Regions from separate parts of the Mus musculus genome. Here region 2 is linked to region 1. The links are chromatin contacts, found by POLR2A ChIA-PET in ENCODE. All regions are on one chromosome and are shown on one strand. Each heading gives the region's core, a stretch centred on a gene start or an enhancer-like site at or near the end of the contact. The rest is flanking DNA. Distances are from core to core; before and after follow the strand shown.

Region 1 (2,700 bases), core at 169-2,668:
ACCTTAGATGTTGGCAAATGTTAGCTTTCAGAGGCTGTGCTTCTACATATGTGTGAGTACTCTAGTGCATAAACTGATTAAAGAGACAAATGATAGCACAATTACACTTGTCCCAAGAATCAGAGAATTACTCCCCCTTCCCCCGTTATTTCCAACAGTTAATAATAAACCTGTCAAATGAACGTTGCTGGACCCACATCCGAATCCTTTGGAAACAATATTATGTGAAAAAAGCAATAATCGAGGGCCGGCTTGGAGGGAGCAGTTCTTCTCAAAGCTTGTTAGGGATACCCAGACACAGACTTCCATGAAGCAGTAAAAGGGAGCACTTGGGCATAGATAGGAAGTCTCTATGCTTAGTGTATTCTTTGTCTTTTGCTGCGGGTATCTGTGTGTGTGTGTGTGGTTTTTGTTTGTTTGTTTGTTTGTTTGTTTGTTTTGTCTTCGTGCTACCTGAACCATAACCTCCCGGGTTTGTTTGTTGTCTTTTGTTTTAGAAAAACACTAGTTTTCTTCACGTTAACTCTCACAGCAATTTGCATGGTTTGTGTTAGCGCACATGATTAAGGAATAACGAGGGTGTCACACACTCTTGTGCTATGTGCGTCACCAGATCTTCTGGGCTCTGCAAATTTGCTTTGTTTTGTTTTGAGACAAGCCCTTGTATATAACCTTGATTCAGCCGGAGCTCGCCAAGTAGACCAAGCTGACCTCGAACTCAGACCAGCATGCTTCTGCCTCCGGATTAAAGTTGAGTTGAGAGGGGCGGGGACCTTTTAGGGAGGGCTGACTGGCTTATTCTCCTGCCAATCAAGATCTTCTGCACAACAGACCTAGCTTACATCAGACGAGATGTACCCGCTTTTCTCTGGAGCGGGGGCAAAAGCCGACGAAAGGGTATTTCCCAGAACCGACGGAAGTAGGACCTGGAACCACTTCCTCCAGTGCGGGCCAATGAGCTCTTACTTATGGCAGTCAATTTAGTCCCGGAGGGGAAGAGCGTTTTGATTGGTGGCTCAGCCGGGAACGCAGAGGCTCACGGGAATCCATTCCGGCCGCTTCGCCGTGACTGCCCAGAAGACCTGTCAGTCAGCCGAGCGTAACCGGTCACACCTCTTCCGCCGCCAGGCCGCGACACCGCGGGGGCCGGGCAGCGCCGCTCGGCCCAGGCGCTAGTGCCGCCGCGAGGCGCGGGGCCGCGAGGGGCGGGCCTGGGAGGGGAGCGGCCGCAGGGGCGGGGCCGGAGGAGGAGGCGGAAGCGGCGAGCGAGCCCAAGCCGGAGCCGCATCGAAGCTGCGTCCGGGCCGGCGGAGCGGCGGCGGCGGGGTTGGCCGGGGCGAAGGGGCGCTGGAGCCTGGGCGGGCGGGCAGAGGGCTGGGGGGGGGGGGGCGCGGCCCGGGAGCGGGTGACGGGCGTGCCGGGGGGATGCGCGCTGGGGCTGTGGGGCGGGGCGGGCGGCGGCCGCGGGAGCGGCGCCGGGGGCGGGCGGCGGCATGAGGCGCGGGGCCGGCGGCCGCGGGAGGGCGGCGCGGCTCGCGGCCCGGTCGCTCCCGCCGCAGCTGCTGGCCCGCACGCTGTGCCCTGACAGCTGGGCCTCGGCCGCTCTCGTCTCAGCCGCGTCCCGCGCCGCCGCAGGTGACCACTCGCCGCGCCGCCGGAGGCTTCACCCGCGTCCTCCCTCAGGACGCGCCCGCGGAGCTCGGGCGCCTTCGCCCCGGACCCGGAGGCCGCGCTGCGCGGGGCGGCGGCGAGGCCGGAAGATGGCCTGGGTGCTCAGTATGGACGAGGTGATCGAGTCCGGGCTGGTGCACGACTTCGACTCCAGCCTGTCCGGCATCGGGCAGGAGCTGGGCGCCGGCGCCTACAGCATGAGGTAAGGGGCGCGCGGCTGCCTCCGCCGGGCGGGGCCTGGGCCGCGGGGTCGGGGTCCTGCCGCGTGGCGCCGTGGCCTGGGAGGCCGACGGGGGCGGCTAGCGGCGGAGGACCCCGTCGCTTCTGCCTGGGGAAGCCGCGCTAGCCGTTGAGATTGGGTCAGAGGGGCAGGGACTTTCTTTCCAAGTGATTTACGAGTCCTTTTAGCTGGAGTAGGCTGTACAAAAGGCACTGTTTCTAATGGGAAAACTGTAGCTTTTCCTACGGTGCCTGGTAGCGTGGCCTGCGACTTTCAGCCGCTTGACATTCTGATAGTAAGTTATATTGTGAGTGAAAGTAGCCCTGAGGGTTGGCGAGCGCAGTGACTTGCTTGTATAGTCTCCTGATTGAGAGTGAAGTTGGGCCCTTGCTAGGTTTCTTCATTCTCAAAGTGACTCCCCTCAGGCTGTTTCCTTTTGCAGAGGGCTTTAAGATTGTGCCACACACAATAGTTTAGTCACTGCTGTCTGCACCAGCAGCTGTTCCTTTTTGTGTAATTGGGAGAGGCGGAAACAGATAGGAGCCAAGTGTGTCTGCCCCTTACTTATCCCGAAAGAGTTGAAGAGTTCTTGGTGGCTCGGCAGCCCTTTGTTTCGATGTTGGAATATGGCTTGTGTAGGGTATGGTTTACCCAAGGAGGTAAAAAACGGAGTGGTTTTTGAAACGTGTGAATTAAGTGTAGTACTTAGTTTTCAGCAGTATGGTTGGTTGTGTAAAGTGTGCGATGTGGGCTCCCTGGGGCTCTCCTACCTTTCCTGCCGCCCAGGGGAGGTCAGAAGCATTGTTAAT
Region 2 (2,700 bases), core at 60-2,559, 220 kb before region 1:
CAGTTTTACAAAACTCGGGCACTTTAAAGCAAATCCACTCTAAAACTCTCGTGAGAGAACTGTTTGAAATCTGGCTCCTCACTCTGTCAACAGATAAAGTCTACTCAGTGCTGGGAGCCATTCTAACTACGGTAAGGGCTGCTAGTGGCCATCTGGCAACACATGCAGGAAACATCACGGGAGCAAGATGATGCCAAAACTAAGGGGTGTCTCTGGACAGCTCTGTTCCCACCCTAATCCACCAGCGTCCCTTGCATGAAACAAGATCATATTACCAGAAATTGGATCATAAGGTATCACGGAAATGTTATCATTATCAAGTACCTGGGTTGTCACCAATTGCAAAAAGGACCAGGGTATTCCATACGTGCATACGCCCGTGTCAAAAGATTTTTAAGTAACCAGTCTCAGCGGTCTACTATGTCATTCAAGTTTTCTTTCAAACGACTGTAGCTCCTAACTTTTACAACTGTCAGTCTGTCACTTGATTATTGGAACATGAGATGACTTACTTCAAGTGAACAATATAATAAGTCACCGACATTTGGTTTAGTGTCCAAATTCTCTCCCTTCCCTTTCGTAACTATTATTAGGAAATCTAGACGTGGTCCAATAAAGTCACAAACAGGGATTGTAAAAGGGAGACTCCAGTTGTAACACCCAAAAAGTGAAAACCGGTCAAACGGCTGTAACCAGAGAGATCATTACACGGCAGACGTCCTCCCAGGTAAGGAGCCTCGGTGACAGAAGGCACTCGGAAGGGAGGACAGGGTTATGAGTCCTCTCACCAGGAAAGAATGCTGACCACACCTACGCTGCTGGCCTGAGTCAGAGTGGAGGCCAGGCGCGGGGGAGAGGAAAAGGCTATGAAGGGAGGAGGAAGCGAGGCTGGGGAGGGGAGCGGGGACAGGAAGGGAGGCTGGGAGGGAGCCCCGCCGCCCGGGCCCACCTCAGCAACGTCTCCAGGGCGCCCTCATGCTTGTCCAGCGGGCGACCGAGCGCCGAGCGCCGCAGTTTGCTGAGCTCCTCGGCCGCACGGCAGTACTGGGCCTGCTCCTCGCCGCCGCTCGGGTACGTCTGCTGGATGAACTTCACCAGCGGCTTGGCCAGGTCCACCTCCGAGGTCTTCTTCAGCTGCACCCAGATGAACGACGCCATGGTGAGCGCCCGGCCGCCGCGTCGGGCCGCACAGACGGAGGGACAGCGACCACGGCCTAGGCGCGCTCGGCACCGGCAGCGGAGGAGCGGACCGACGGGCCGACGGACTGGGCCGCCAGCGCTTCGAGCTGGCCACTTCCGGGAGCCCCCGCGCAGGCGCAGTCGGAGGGGCGCGCCGCTCGGTCACGTGATGGTGCCACCAAAGCGTCGCTCACCTGGGCTCGCCTGTGCGGCGCCTGCGTGGTGGGATCAGGCGGTAGCCTACTGCGATGATTAAATTTTCAAAAAGATTCTTTTGGTTATTTTGGTTTGGTTTGGTTGTTTTGTTCGAGACTGGGTTTCTCTGTGTAGCCCTGGCTATCTTGGAACTGACTTGTAGTCCAAGCCGGCCTCGAACTCGCGGAGATCTTCCTGCCTATGCCTCCCCAATGCTGGGATTAAAGGCATACGCCACTACCACCCGGCTCAAGAAGATTTTAAATTCTCCTTAGATTCTGCTCTATTTTTCTTTTTAAAATATTTTTAATTGATTGTATTTTTCCTTTTTTATTACAAAAATTAATTTTATAGGTCAATATATTCTGCCCGGTGGTGAAATGCTCCTTTGTTATGCTTTCTCCTATGAGACCAGACCCTGGGGAGTATTGTGATGTGCGGTTGAAGGTCCATTGTGTGTGCAGCCTTACCCCCACCCCCACCCCCCAGGGCAAAAGTAGAAAAAGTCCCTGCCTTCGTGCAGTCTTCCAGGTAAGGACACAGTCGGTAGTAAGGTACGTAAAAAGAGATCTCTTAGAAGAACATAGCATAAGCAAGATAATTTAAGAAACATCCTCCCAGAAGATGAATTTAAAAGAATACTCGCAATTTGACATTAAAAGAGAGCACGGGTGGAGAGACTTAAGTGGGAAGAGGCCCCAGACCTAAAGCACGAGTATCCCATATCCAGAACTTAAAAGGGAAGTAGAGACTAGAATGAAAGGAAGTTGAAGAGTGACACCACAAATCATTATGAAACTTGTAGTCAGTGTCTAGAATCTATTTAGTACAATCAGTCGTACTTAAGCAATTTTTTTTATATTTTTTACAAAGGCCTCCCTGGGTAACTGGGGAAATAGATTAGCAGTTAAAGACTGTTTGCTGCTCTGCCTGAGTGAGAGGCCGACCTGGGTTCCCAGTAGCCTCTTTAGGAACACACTCAACACCTGTAACTCAAGGCGACCCATCACCCTCTTGGGGCCTCCTCTGGGGCCAGCCCTCACGCGCACATACATAGAATGTTTCTTGAAGGCCTCCCAGAAGACAAGTCTGGTATTTTTACTGTTTATTTTTATTATGGTTTATTTATTGGGGAGTACTCAGAGGTCAGAGGTCAACTTCTGGAATCAGTCCCTTCTACCACGTGGGTCTCAGGGGTGGAACTCAGGTGGGCATGATTGACAGCAAGCACCTTTCCCTGCTGAGCCATCTCACCACTCTTGATGGAGCAAATGTTGATGAACAATATCGTCCATGAAACATTCCAGGCAAAACTAACTTGAATCT

What was found. ChIA-PET counts read pairs that join two places held with the same protein, here RNA polymerase II (POLR2A).
Region 2: POLR2A ChIA-PET joins it to region 1 with 13 read pairs in Patski. The contact joins the promoter of Pdcd6ip here to the promoter of Ubp1 in region 1. POLR2A ChIA-PET finds 5 or more read pairs at or near these places in 2 of 5 experiments (Patski and embryonic stem cell).

The regions. Positions count from the first base shown.
Region 1 is chr9:113,929,894-113,932,593 of GRCm38, forward strand. Ubp1 (upstream binding protein 1) reads left to right here and starts at 1,419. Exons shown (of 16, transcript NM_001372510.1): 1 at 1,419-1,873. The coding sequence starts at 1,761. Gm39439 (a long non-coding RNA gene) reads right to left here and starts at 1,033. Exons shown (of 4, transcript XR_003948257.1): 1 at 834-1,033.
Region 2 is chr9:113,706,950-113,709,649 of GRCm38, forward strand. Pdcd6ip (programmed cell death 6 interacting protein) reads right to left here and starts at 1,310. Exons shown (of 18, transcript NM_011052.2): 1 at 950-1,310. The coding sequence starts at 1,158.